Linked DNA regions of Homo sapiens: regions 1, 2 and 3 are each linked to region 4. The links are chromatin contacts, found by Hi-C or POLR2A ChIA-PET in ENCODE. All regions are on one chromosome and are shown on one strand. The core of a region is the stretch at or near the end of the contact, and the rest is flanking DNA. Distances in the headings are between cores, read along the strand shown. Region 1 holds the start of OLMALINC (oligodendrocyte maturation-associated long intergenic non-coding RNA). Region 2 holds the start of LBX1 (ladybird homeobox 1). Region 3 holds the start of TLX1 (T cell leukemia homeobox 1). Region 4 overlaps PAX2 (paired box 2).

Region 1 (2,874 bases), core at 271-2,770, 450 kb after region 4:
GCCACCACACCTGGCCTCTGTGTCCTCTTTCTACCTTCCCAAGATTCTGTACTTGAATCTTCTTTTTTTTTTTTTACTTTTGAGACAGGGTCTTGCTCTTGCTATGTTGCCCAGGTTGGAGTGCAGTGGCACTATCTCAGCTCACTGCAGCCTAGACCTCCCCAGGCTCAGGTGATCCCCCCACCTCAGCCTCCCAAGTAGCTGGAATTACAGGTATGTGTCACCACACCCGGCTAATTTTTGCAGTTTTTGTAGAGTCGGGGTCTCACCATGTTGCCCAGGCTGGTCTCAAACTCCTGGGCTCAAGCAATCCTCCTACCTTGGTCTCCCAAAATGCTGGGATTACAGGCATGAGCCACCGTGCCCTGCCCAAATCTTCTTATTCTATAATTTCTCTTTAGGTCATCAATTTCTCTCCCGATCCACTATAAACCCTTTGGATCTCATCTCTACTTTTCTTCTCGACACCAGATCCTAATTCCCAACTGTCTACTGGGTATTACATCCACAGGGATGTACTTCTTGCAATTCAAATGCCACATGTCAAAAACTGAACTCCTATTCCCTTTGCAAAATCCCTCTGCTTCTCTCTTTCTCTCTCCTTTTTGCTACCTATTTCAGGTAGGGGAAGTGGTGTCCTTCCAGCCACTCAGGCTAGAAACCTCAAAGTCCTCTTCTGATTGCTGTCCTCACTCATCTCACACATCCAGTCAATAAAGTGCTATTGATTCTCCTCCCAAATGCCTCTCAGCTTGTGCCCTTCCTTTCCATTCCCACCGTGACTATCCCAGCTTTTGAGGTCCCATGACTCTTCACCAGAGTGGTAACAATAGCTTCCCAACATCTCCCAGCCCCCATCCCCCCGCTACTCTGCTCTGTTGCCATGAGAGTTAACTTTGCGAAACAGAGAGATTATTTTCCTCTCCTGCTTGAAAATATCTGATGACTTCTTATCACTTACAGAAGCAAGTCTAAACTTTCCACTGTCTCCTCCCACTCTCCCACCACACACCACCTTCCTGCGCCGGTTGCGTCAGCCTCGAACGTTCCTGAACGCTTTGCTGTTCCTGTGCTTTTACTCACGTTCTCCCCAGTGACTGCCCAATCTTTAGTGTGTTTTGCTGACTCCTGGCGCTCTGGCTTTTCCATAAGAGGCGTTTTTGCACGATTGCAGACAGGAATAAAAATGAGCTCTGCCTACTGGGCCGTCCTGGTTAGCAAGGTCTACACCACCTCAAAGGCAGCTATGGACTAAGAGCCCACAAAGAATCTCGGGTTATGAGGGAGGGGCTGGCCGTGGAGACGGCTAAAGCGCCTCATTTGTCTTCCCAGCAGGGAAGCGATGGGACCTCGGCGGGCAGGGAACGCGATCTCCACCCGTCTGGAAAACTCTCTGAGTTCTGGAGCACTGTTCGCGGCCGGACTGAGTGGCATGTCCGCATTTTCCCCATTCCAGGGTAGGGCAGACTGAGGTAGGAGAGCAGAGCCCCGAGGCCGACTCCCCGGGAAAAAAAAAAAAAGGAAAAAAGGCTCCCGCCGACCTGTGATTCACAGGAGCAAGAGGCTGGAAGGACCGCGCCTCCTGATTGGAGCAGACAGAATCAGACAAGCTTGGGGGCCGCTGATTGGCTCCGGCGTGGTCAGGCGCTGGTGGGCTGTTGTAGGTGTAAATAGCTCTTGAAGGCCCGGGTCTGTGACCGGCAGTAACCCCGGCGAGAGTGGGTGGAGAGGGAGGCGCTTCCTCTCCATTCATGTCAGCTGCCAGCCAGGCCCGGGCAGGCCGGCCCTTTAGCGGAGGGGACTGGGCAGGACGAGGCGATGGGTGTCTTCGGAGATCTTAAGCTGGGCTGAAAGTTAAACACTCACCCGCAGGGCTGAGCCAGAGCTGGCACCTTCCACACCGAGCCCCTTCCTATCTGTGACTGTTGAAAAGTTTAATGTGATGTTCTGGGTGAGGACCGAGGCGTTGGAGGTCGCTAGGAGGGTAGTTTTACGGAGTCGCGTTAATGGCTGTAGTGGGTGTACCTTAGTGACCACAGGGAGGTGGCAGCCTGTCCTCTCCTCCTCCTGGTCACCGTATTCTATTTGCGGAAAAGGTAAGAATGGAGGCTTGGATAGTCTTTCTACTAGAGATGCAACTTCTCCCACCCTCTACTCCAGGGGAAAGAGAAGTCTGTGGGGAACTGGCTTTGTAAAAAGTAGGAAAGAGGAAAGGGACAAATGGGTACACGTTAAGAAGAGGGTGACTCTCATACATTGCTGGAGAAAATTTAAAGTGGTGCAGCCACTGGGGAAACAGTTTGATGGTGCCACAAAAGGTTAAATATCAAATTAGCATCTGGCCCAGCAACTCCACTCCTAGATATAAACCCTAATAAATTATAAACGGGTACTCATATTTGCACTCAAATGTTCATGGCAGTGCTATTCACAATAACCAAAAGGTGGAAGCAACTCCAGTGTTCATCAATTGATAAATCAGTAAACCAACTGTGGTGTATTCATACAATGGAATATGAATAGGTAATAAACAGGAATGAAGTACTGATATATGCTCCAATGGGGATGAACATTGAAAGATTATGCCAAGAGAAGGAAGCCAGACACAGAAGGTCATATATTGTACGATTCCATGTATAGGAAATATCCTGAAGTGGTAAATCCACAGAGACAGAAAGCAGACTGATGGTCACCAGGGGCCGAGTGTGGGTGGGAAGATGGGGAATCACTGTTGAATGGGTTCAAGTTTTCTTTTGGGGTGAAAATGTTTTAGAACAAAAGGTAGTGTTTGCACAATGTTATGAATGCACTAAGTGCCACAGAACTGGTCAATTTAAAATGGTTAGTTCGGCCTGGCACGGTGGCTCACACCTG
Region 2 (3,152 bases), core at 472-2,971, 400 kb before region 4:
CCCAGAGAGCTGCCAGCCACAATTCCAAACAAACAACTGAAGGTGAGATCATGAAACCTATCTCTGCTGTGCAGAGGCCCCCTACGCTGAGGCATCCAGAGAAAGAACCTGCTTCCCGCCCCGGAGCCCAGCTTAGCTCACTCCCTCTCTGGGGTTAGATATGAGGGGAGAGGGGGCAAGAAATCCTAATCTTCCCATTCCAACCCTTGGCCTGGGCCACAAATCCTCACTTTGGCCTCTCTGGGCCCTTTTCTGGTCCAAGCGGTGCTGCCCAATGCCCAACCTCACCGCCCACCCAGGAGTTTACAAACAAAGCCAGGGCCAGGGCTGTGTGTGTGTGGGAGGGGAACAGCCCTTCTCCCTGGACTCCAACCCCCTCTAGGTCCTCCCCTCCTTTCTCCAAGGGCAGAAATGGAAAATTAGTAAGGAGGCCAGTGGCCCCACATAAACAGAATGGGGTAGCAAGACAGGAAGGCCTGAGGGCACAGCCCTGCTGGAATGCCTCAGGGAAATGAAAGAAATAGCTGAGTTCAAACACACCTATATACCCACAGGTTCACACACATTTACACAAATATACGCATGGAGAAACACACACAAACACACATTCAAAAACACAAACACCTTCAAGTAACAATGCACACAACATGTTCTCCCGATATTCACAGATCCCGGGCCCTAAGGTCTTTAGCCCCAGCCTAACTGGAAGCCTGGCCTCCCTGCGAGTTCCTGAGAGCAAAGCCCCAGCCGCGGCCTGGCTCCCGCCGGGCCCCCGCCCCGCATCCGGAACAGCTGGAGTCGGCCTGGCCATGCACTCAAGCCGGGCGCTGGGCTAGGCGGGGCCGGCAGCGGGGCCCCGGCCGGGGCCCGGGCGGAGCGCAGCAGGGAGGCACGGAGCCGGCCCCGTTAGCCCCGGCACCTGGCCTGGCTACTCTTCAGACGCCCATCATCAGGCCGTTGGTGGCCCCAGCCAGCCTGGGGAGCGGCTGCCGGAGGAAAGTGAGCAAGATTGCCGGAGGAGGTAGGGCGGCCGCTTCGGAATCAGGCCGGGGAGAGGCGTCCAGAGCCGCCAACAATTCCCTCCTCCGCCTCTCCGCGTGGAGAAGGCTGAGCTCTCCGACTAGCCCCCTCCCCCAACCCCTGGGGTCCTCCACCCCCTTCCCGCGTCGCCCACCCAAGGCTGCGCAGCCGGCTCTGACCTCCTGCGGGCCAGCGCAGGAGGGCTTCAGATTCCCTCTCCCCAGGCGCGTCGCCCAGGCAGTGGGGTGAGGGGCAAGAGGGTCAGAGGTAGAGGCGCTGGGCTCTTGATCTCAGCTCCGCAAAGTCCACTCTGGGTGGCAGCGGGGCCCACCCGGGCTCCTGGTCCTACCTGGCCCGAGCGGCGGCCGCGTCCCTCCCGGGCTGGGGTTCCCACCACTCTTTCGGGCTCCACATCCCGGGTCGGAGAGACCGAGACCTTCGGGCCGGTGCGGTCATTGCAGCTAGGCCGGCGGGAGGCGGGTGCGCCAGGAGCGCGGCTCGCAGTTTGGGGTGGGGGCGGTGGCTTTTCAGTCGCCCGAGGTTCGGGTGCAATAAAGGAGCAGCTAATGTAATTTACAAACAGCTCGGGCCGAACGCAGCGCAGCGCCCGGACTGACAGGCGCATTAGGCAGGCTAATTCCAGCCGGCTCCTCCTACCCCCGGCCCGCTAATTAATGAGCTTCCCAACTTACAGCCGCCTGCATTGGACAGACAGAGAGTGAAAGAGAGGGCGAGGGAGAGGGAGAGAAGGAGAGAGAAGGGGGGAGCAGAGAAGAGAGAAGAGAGAGGGAGGGAGGGAGAGCGAGAACAGGAGGAGAGAACAGAGGCAAAGAAGAGAGGAAAAAGGGAGAAAGGAGAGAGAAAGAGAAAGAAGTGCCGCTGCAGATAATTGATTACACCGCGATCAAGGCTAACTTGTTAGCAATAGTCAATTGCCCCGTCTCTCCGCCTCCCTCGCAGTCCGGGATCGGCGCCCTCGCCTCGGCTCTTCCAACTGCGGCCGCCAGGACCCGGGGCCAGGAGCCACTGCCGAGCCACCTGACACCTTTAAATAGCACCGGGGTTGGCGAAACTGGAGCCCCGCGCAGCGCGCCCCGGCTCCGGCCCCGGATTGCTGGAAGCCCCAGCAGCAGCGGCGCCCGCGTCAGCGCCCTCTTCCCGGGGCCCCGCGCTGTTCTCCCCTCCTCAGCCGCCGCGCTAATCGGCCCCGCGCCCGGCCCGCGCCCTGCCCAGTGCGGCCTCCTTTCCACCCGCCGCTGCCTGCCCGCGCCGTCCGGCGCCCGAGCTGCCCGCGGGCTGGGTCCCCGCGGCCCGAGCCGCCCCGGCCGGGACCCCGAACAAGGCCGAGATGACTTCCAAGGAGGACGGCAAGGCGGCGCCGGGGGAGGAGCGGCGGCGCAGCCCGCTGGACCACCTGCCTCCGCCTGCCAACTCCAACAAGCCACTGACGCCGTTCAGCATCGAGGACATCCTCAACAAGCCGTCTGTGCGGAGAAGTTACTCGCTGTGCGGGGCGGCGCACCTGCTGGCCGCCGCGGACAAGCACGCGCAGGGCGGCTTGCCCCTGGCGGGCCGCGCGCTGCTCTCGCAGACCTCGCCGCTGTGCGCGCTGGAGGAGCTCGCCAGCAAGACGTTTAAGGGGCTGGAGGTCAGCGTTCTGCAGGCAGCCGAAGGTAGGCGCAGCTGCTGGGTTCCCCTGCACCCAGCGCCTCGCGCCCTGTGCCCTGCGCGCTTCGTCCCCTATGCCTCTGCTCGCCTCTGCCCTCTCCGGCCGCCAGGGCCTTCCAGCCTGAGCAGCTGCTTATGGGAGTGAAGATATGTGGGACGGGACCCAATCCTTATTTCCCAGGGACCTCTGGGTAGGCCAGAGCTGGGGGGTGGCAGGAGAAGGGTGGCCAAGCTCTTTCCGCAGTCTGCTTGCTTTGCCGGGCTCCCTTGCGTTCCCAGTGTCCTGGGCGCTCTTAGCCCGGCTACTCGGCGTGGGGAATCGAGAGTCTTTTGCCGGGGACCTTATGGGTAGGGTAGAGTTGAAGTGATTGGGAAGGGATGGAGAACCAACATTCACACCGCAATTAGGGTGTCTCTGTCTGGCTTTCTCATACCCTTAGAGACTTTGGGTCTTTCAAACCAAC
Region 3 (2,842 bases), core at 158-2,657, 300 kb before region 4:
CGCTGCCATCCTCCCAGATGAAGCCTGCTCTCCGGAAAAAAAAAAAAAGGCCACTGGTTCTGCTGATTTACCGGGGCTCAGAGCCCCCACTGGCCCCGCAGCACCACGGGCACCGGAGCTAGGGGCGCGAAGTGCATGTGTGTAGGGGACTGGAGGTGGGGGAACCTGTTCTTTTCTTGTGTCTGATCCTGGGGCTCGCTTCCTGGGTCCTAGAACAGCAGCCAGGACGGAAGAAACTGTTCACGTTGCACCCCTTTCTCTAAGATTCCCAGGCCAAGAGTAGCTGCAGAAGGTGGTCCTGAATCTATGGCCTCCTTCTCTCTGCCTGACCCGGCTAGTGGATCCGGAGAGGGGACCAGGGAGAGCTCCTCCGAGCAGGGGTCCTTCGGGAGACAGAGAGGGGTCCAGGCTGAGAGAACTCTTCAAGCATGGCGAGTCTGCGTTATAGAATCGGGCGGGCGGCTCAACTTGGGGGAAGCACCAAGAAGAGCTGGGCGACCTGGAGCGCAGAACCGGCTTTGGGGAGCCACCCGGCGGGGCAGGGGTAGCACGGAGCCCGGGCCGCGGCCAGGCGGGGAGCGCGCGGGCCGGACTCACCTGTGAACCTGTCCTTTGTGTATCTGCGGTTACTCTCCATCCAGGGGAAGGTGAGGCCAGTGAGGTTGTTGACGCCCGGCATGGCAGGCACAGAGGGCACGGTGGGCAAGCCGGTGGCCAGGGGCTGGGGGTGGGCCACGGCTCCGGCGAGCGGCCTGTGTGCCGGCACCCGGATTACCCCCGCAGCGCTGAGTGCCCCGGCACCGCCGCTGCTGCCGCCGCCGCCGCCAGGACCGGGGCCGCCTGCCAAGGCCATGTTCACGTTGTAGGAGCCGGTCAGAGGACCCATGCTGCAGGCGCCGCCGCCGCCTGCCGGGCCTCCGGGGCCGCCGGGACCTCCAGTACCATAGGCCCCCGCTCCTCCAGCCCCCGTCGCGGCCGCGGAGCCCCCGCCGCCGTAAGTGTAGGCGCCTCCGACCAAGCAGCCAAGGCCGTATTCTCCGTCCTGGAGGCGCGAGGCGGGTCCCATGCAGCCACCCTGGTCCGGGCTGTTGAGGATCTGGTCGATGCCGAAGCTAATGGGCTCTGCGTGACCCGGGTGGAGGTGGTGCGGACCCAGGTGCTCCATGCTGGCCCTGGCCCCACCGGGGGGCCCGGGCGGCGGCGCTCGCTGCGCTCGGCTCGGGGGGCAGCTAGCAGGGGCTGGGAGGCAACAGCGGCTCCTGGCTGCGCGGAGACTTGGAAGCGAAGTGCGCAGAAAGGCTAAAGTAGAAGGGGGAGGGGAGGGAGAGAGGGGGCGCCGTATTCTTCCCCTCTCTGGCTTCTGCTTCCCCGCTCCGGCTGCTCGCTCGCTGTTGACTCTGGGACATCAATCACCAGGCGAAAAAGCCCGGTGCAAGAGAGCTTCGCGGTTTCGACTGGGTCTCTCCATTGGCTGTGCGCGGAGAGGAGCGGGGTGAATGACAGCGCGAGGGAGGGGAGGGGAGGGGGAGAGGAAGGCCAGAAGCCGAGACAGATGCAGGAGCCAGAGATAGAGGGACGGAGACCAAGACTCGGAGTAGTTCATGAAGAGAGAGAAGAGGGGAACAAGGCGAGGCTTAAAAGGAAAAGGGAAAACAGGAAGCGACCATTCCCAGAGACGGACAGACAGACAAACCCAAGGAGGGTGAAGTCAACTGTCTTCCCGGCCTGTTGGGAGCCCTCCCCTCACTTTGAACTGGGCCAAAGGAGTCCAGCCCACAAGGCGTCTGAGGAAGGGATGTCTCTGCCCAACTGGAGAATCTCCTCAAGGGCTCAGCTGCGAAACACCTGTCACTCAACCAGGAGATTTACTCCAAATTTCAAGTCCAGCTTTTTAGAAAGTAGAAGACTGTCTACTCCCCAGGTATGGAGCCCAGGCCCTGAGGCAGGACGGTGAGTTCAGGCTTGCCCTTCTTTAAAACACAGGCCTATGAACAACTGGCTATATGTTATAAAAATCAGCAACCACCCCCCAACTCAGCCTTCTTAGACAAATTCAGGAAGGGAACATATCCTGAAAGGCAGGCACAAGTCAAGAGGGTTGGTTTGGGGTCTGCTGCCAGGGTGCCCATGCCTCAACATACCCCTTTGGTTTTAAATAAACAGATGCGTCAAGAAGTAAAATCCTACAGGGTTCGAAAGAGGCAATTCCTACAGTGTTTGAATGAATTCAACCAGATTGCATTCCACCTAACAATTACCCCAGGGTTGGCTATTCCAGACAAGAAGCCTTTGGACTGTGGTGTGTGTTCTTTTCTTACGTTTGGAATCTTGGGAGGGAGCCATAGGGGCTTAAGGCCGTGGGGGCTGGGATTGGTGGGACTAGGATCAGGGAAGTGCATCCAGGACAAATTTAGGCCTTTCCAACGTTTTGCCAGTGGCTGTCTGGCTGAGAGCCCAAGAGAAAAGGAGGAAACTCCCTTTTTCTTCTTCCTGTCTTTCCCCTCTCCAGTAGAAAATGTTTGCTACCTTTTAGAAGCCAAGCTTTGGGAAAGGCACAGGTTCCATCACTTGGGATCTATTTCTGTTCTATTTCAGTTCAGTTTCAGATTAGACTTTTGGGTAGGCCCTGTCTCTATCTGGAAAGATGCTAGGATGTGAAGACTCACATTCTCTCCCATCAAGTCTTATTGCAATCTATTTGCTTTGGGCATGTCTGTCACCTCCACTTGAAGAGATCTTCTTGGAGGCAGAGAGTGGCTTATTCATTTCTGTTCTCTCCTGAAGAATACAGCCCCAAACAACAAAATATGGTCATCTTGGGTGAATAACAAAGAATGTATCT
Region 4 (3,025 bases), core at 408-2,907:
AATGTAGACTTTTTGTGGTTCTGTTCAGTTCCTGCCGGAGGAGGAGGCTGGGAGGGGATGGGAGGAGTGGAGTGGGCAGCCCCCCACTTCCACCCCGCAGCAGCTCAGACGCCAGCTCAGAACCGGTTCTTACCACCGGCAGATTGAGAGTCTGTGTCGGGGGAGGGGGCATCAAGTAACTGCTGGAGGAAGACCCCAGTCCGCAGTCTATGGAAACTGGTCCTGCGGCGGTCCCGGGAGAGCGTCCGATGGGGCTGCGAGTCAGGGAGGAGGATGCAGGGCGTCAAGGGACAGGCGAAGGACTGGCAGGAGGGGAAACTGGGAGGCCAGCAGGTGGAAGAGACGCTGAGGTAGGGGCAAGGCAGGGCTGAGAGCCGGGTCTCGCAGCAGGAGGTGCCGGGCCCTGGGGAACTAGGCAGGCCAGGAGGAGCAGTGAAGAGCCGAGAGTCCGGCTCGATCGGTGCGGGCTGCTGGGCCCCCCGATCCTTGGGTCCCAACCTTGGAAAGACCTGACGCCCCCAAAGCCCGTTCCTAGAGCCGGACCCCCACACCCCCATTCCATCTTCTGGGACAGGGCACACCCGGAAGGCGAGGGCAGTCCGGCTGGCACTGGGGGAAAAGAATTTTTCCCAGGGATTCGGCAGCGGGCTCTTCCTCCTGCAGAAAGTCGTTTTCTTCTTAATCTCCTTGGCCCAGCCCCTCCAGCGAAGCCTCCTGGCGCCCGAGCGTCCGAGGCGGGTGCCCGGGGCTGGGCCGCGCTGCGGTCCGCGCTGATTGTGTGTCACAGAAACATCCGGCGCGCGCCAGCAGGTCGCGCCCGAGTCCGGCAGGGTGGCTGGCGGGCTTCGGGGCTGGCTTGGTGGAGGCCGGGACGAGCTGGGCCGAATCCCCCTCACGGCGCCGCGCAGTCCAGGCAGGCGGGGAGGGGCGGCAGGCGGGGCTGGGGGCGGCGGGCCCGGGCCTGAGGGTCCCGCCCACGGCTCCACCCGTCCTGTCCGACCTTCGAGGGGGGTGATGTGAAGGGTTGCGGGGGTCGTGGGATGGGGTGAGGCTGGGGCGGTGGCCGGGAGGCATCGCGTCGCGTCGGTCCTCCCTCCCTCCGGGGTGGGGTCAGACGGGGACGATGTGGAGGCCGAAGCTGTCGGCCTGAAGCTTGATGTGGTCCCCGCGGTAACTAGTGGCGGTCATAGGCAGCGGCAGCAGCGGCAGGGGCGGAGCCCCGGGGGGCGGCACTATAATAATAAGGGGAACCTGGAAGTTAACACAGGAGAAGAATGGGCTGGGTGAGAGGACAAACAGGAGAACAAAAAAGGAAAGAAAAGCACAGAAAAGACCTCCCCTGGCTGGGGTCCAGCGGGATCCGGACTGGGAGACCTTGGCTGGGCAGTGGAGCCAGTTGCCCCGGAGAATAGTTGCGTTCACGGGGCATGAGAGGGACCCGATCTGGTGACGCCCGGCTGCGCACCCTCCAGGGGATCCGAGGGCGAGGGCGGCGCAGAGCCTTCGAGCGACCAGGGAGGGCACGGGAGGGCAGGAGGTGCGGGCGTCCTCGAGGGGTCCCCGGGCCTCAGTGCTGCACTAACAAGCCTGTCCCCCTGGCCCGGCCGGGTCCCCAGAGGTCGGGTCGCCGGGAGTGGGACCGTGCCCAGAAGCCGCGCGGCCGCGCTGAGCCGCCGGCCAGCCAGGTGGCGTACTCACTTAGTAAGGCGGGGTTGCTGAATCTCCAAGCCTCGTTGTAGGCCGTGTACTGGGGGTGGCTGTACGGGTTGCCGGAGAACTCGCTCCCTGCGGGAGGGTCGGGGAGTGGGGATCAGACGCCTGCAAGCCAGGGCGGACCCCACGAGTCCGGCCGGTGGCTTCTCCGCCCGCTCCTCCCGCCGGGTCTCAGGCGCAGGTGTCGCGGGCAGGGTAATGGCCGTGGCGGGCGGGCCGGGCGGAGGTGGGGCGATCACCGCGTCCGCGTGGAGAGAGCCCGGGGAGGCGGGAGGCACCGACGCGCTCGCACACCCACGGGCGGGACCTGTGGGCCGGTGCCCGCCCAGGGCTTCCCAGCGGAGGCGCTCGCGGCCACCCACGAAGGGTTTGTATTGGGGCGCGTCCACCCTGTCGCGCTGGGGGCCAGGGCCTTTATAGATGCCACTCCGGTTCTAGGAGGCATGGCCCCTAATGGGTGGAAATGGGAGTGGGGGGCGGTGGCGAAGAAAGGCCTTCGGGACATTTTTCTCCCAGAAAGTCCTAAGAATGGCATCAATGTGCAGTGCCAACACAAGAGGTGGGAGCTCTTTTGGGAGACACCGCCCTCCCGCCTTTCCCTCAAGAGGTTGGATGCGTGGGCTACGCGGCAGGGGATGGAGGCGGCGCAGGTGGACTGCCCGCTGGTCCGCTAGCGGTGAGCGGAGGGCCCGTGGGTTGGGAGCCGTCGTCGGAAGCTACCTCCCTCCCTCTGCGGGAGAAAGGCCAGGCCTCCAGGTTTCCCCCTCGCCCTTTCTCCTGTGTGATGACCCCAGACTGTTTACAGTGATCCCTAACCGCGGGTTAAGTAGAGGAGAAGGGGCCCCTCTCTGAGAGGGAGCTGGGGTGGGGGTGGGGGATGCAGCCACTGGAAAGCCTGTTTATTGACGAGGAGGGAAAGCATGCGTGCAGCAGGATAATGAGCTTCTGAGCTCAACTGTGACCAAGAGGAACTGAGCTATCTCCTTCCCCATCGCTAATGAAACAAGTGTAATTTCCTCATCAGCACTAGATTCTGTTTAACGACTCCCCCCTCGACACCACGAGCTCTCTGCGGCTCCCCTCTTCCCCACCTCCCTGCAGACTCCCTGCCCCCACCTCCCCACTCTTCCCTCACCCCACCTCTTTAAAACCTCCTCCAGCCCCCACCTGCTCACTGCTGGGAGTTTCTCCCTAAAATCTCCTTGCCTCCCAACAAGGCTTCTACTTTCCTTCCCCTAAATCTGGGCAGGAATCCCTTTACCCACACCTCTAACTCCCTTCAGCCCCTAGTCCATAAGACCCAGCAGCAATC

Evidence for each region. A loop is a pair of places that touch in the nucleus more often than their neighbours do. ChIA-PET counts read pairs that join two places held with the same protein, here RNA polymerase II (POLR2A). Pooled maps may share reads with other maps.
Region 1: a map with no recorded cell type shows a loop between it and region 4 (4-fold over the local background). The contact joins the promoter of OLMALINC here to the enhancer-like site in region 4. A Hi-C loop is called at or near these places in 1 of 37 single-sample maps with no recorded cell type and 1 of 50 pooled maps. POLR2A ChIA-PET finds 5 or more read pairs at or near these places in 1 of 52 experiments (Panc1).
Region 2: a map of naive thymus-derived CD4-positive, alpha-beta T cell shows a loop between it and region 4 (4-fold over the local background). The contact joins the promoter of LBX1 here to the enhancer-like site in region 4. A Hi-C loop is called at or near these places in 1 of 168 maps with a recorded cell type or tissue (naive thymus-derived CD4-positive, alpha-beta T cell), 11 of 37 single-sample maps with no recorded cell type and 10 of 50 pooled maps.
Region 3: a loop to region 4 is called in a pooled map, with 7 times the contacts of the local background. The contact joins the promoter of TLX1 here to the enhancer-like site in region 4. A Hi-C loop is called at or near these places in 10 of 37 single-sample maps with no recorded cell type and 7 of 50 pooled maps. POLR2A ChIA-PET finds 5 or more read pairs at or near these places in 1 of 52 experiments (naive thymus-derived CD4-positive, alpha-beta T cell).

What each region holds. Positions count from the first base shown.
Region 1 is chr10:100,372,222-100,375,095 of GRCh38, reverse strand. OLMALINC (oligodendrocyte maturation-associated long intergenic non-coding RNA) reads right to left here and starts at 1,520. Exons shown (of 3, transcript NR_026762.1): 1 at 1,084-1,520. RefSeq lists enhancers at 191-760, 761-1,328, 1,398-1,527, 1,329-1,898, 1,628-1,957.
Region 2 is chr10:101,228,032-101,231,183 of GRCh38, reverse strand. It overlaps LBX1 (ladybird homeobox 1), which reads left to right and starts at 1,721. Exons shown (of 2, transcript NM_006562.5): 1 at 1,721-2,693. The coding sequence starts at 2,369. It overlaps LBX1-AS1 (LBX1 antisense RNA 1), which reads right to left and starts at 1,590. Exons shown (of 3, transcript NR_029380.1): 1 at 1,370-1,590.
Region 3 is chr10:101,129,865-101,132,706 of GRCh38, reverse strand. It overlaps TLX1 (T cell leukemia homeobox 1), which reads right to left and starts at 1,407. Exons shown (of 3, transcript NM_005521.4): 1 at 598-1,407. The coding sequence starts at 1,165. It overlaps TLX1NB (TLX1 neighbor), which reads left to right and starts at 1,561. Exons shown (of 3, transcript NR_130723.1): 1 at 1,561-1,921.
Region 4 is chr10:100,825,769-100,828,793 of GRCh38, reverse strand. It overlaps PAX2 (paired box 2), which reads right to left. Exons shown (of 10, transcript NM_000278.5): 9 at 1,699-1,785; 10 at 1-1,251. The coding sequence ends at 1,175. Among named protein-coding and RNA genes, the nearest start is that of PAX2, 82 kb to the right of the region's middle. Within about 2 kb of position 1,657, at least 3 of the 41 ENCODE cell types and tissues checked have a DNase peak (open chromatin) inside an H3K27ac peak, as active enhancers do.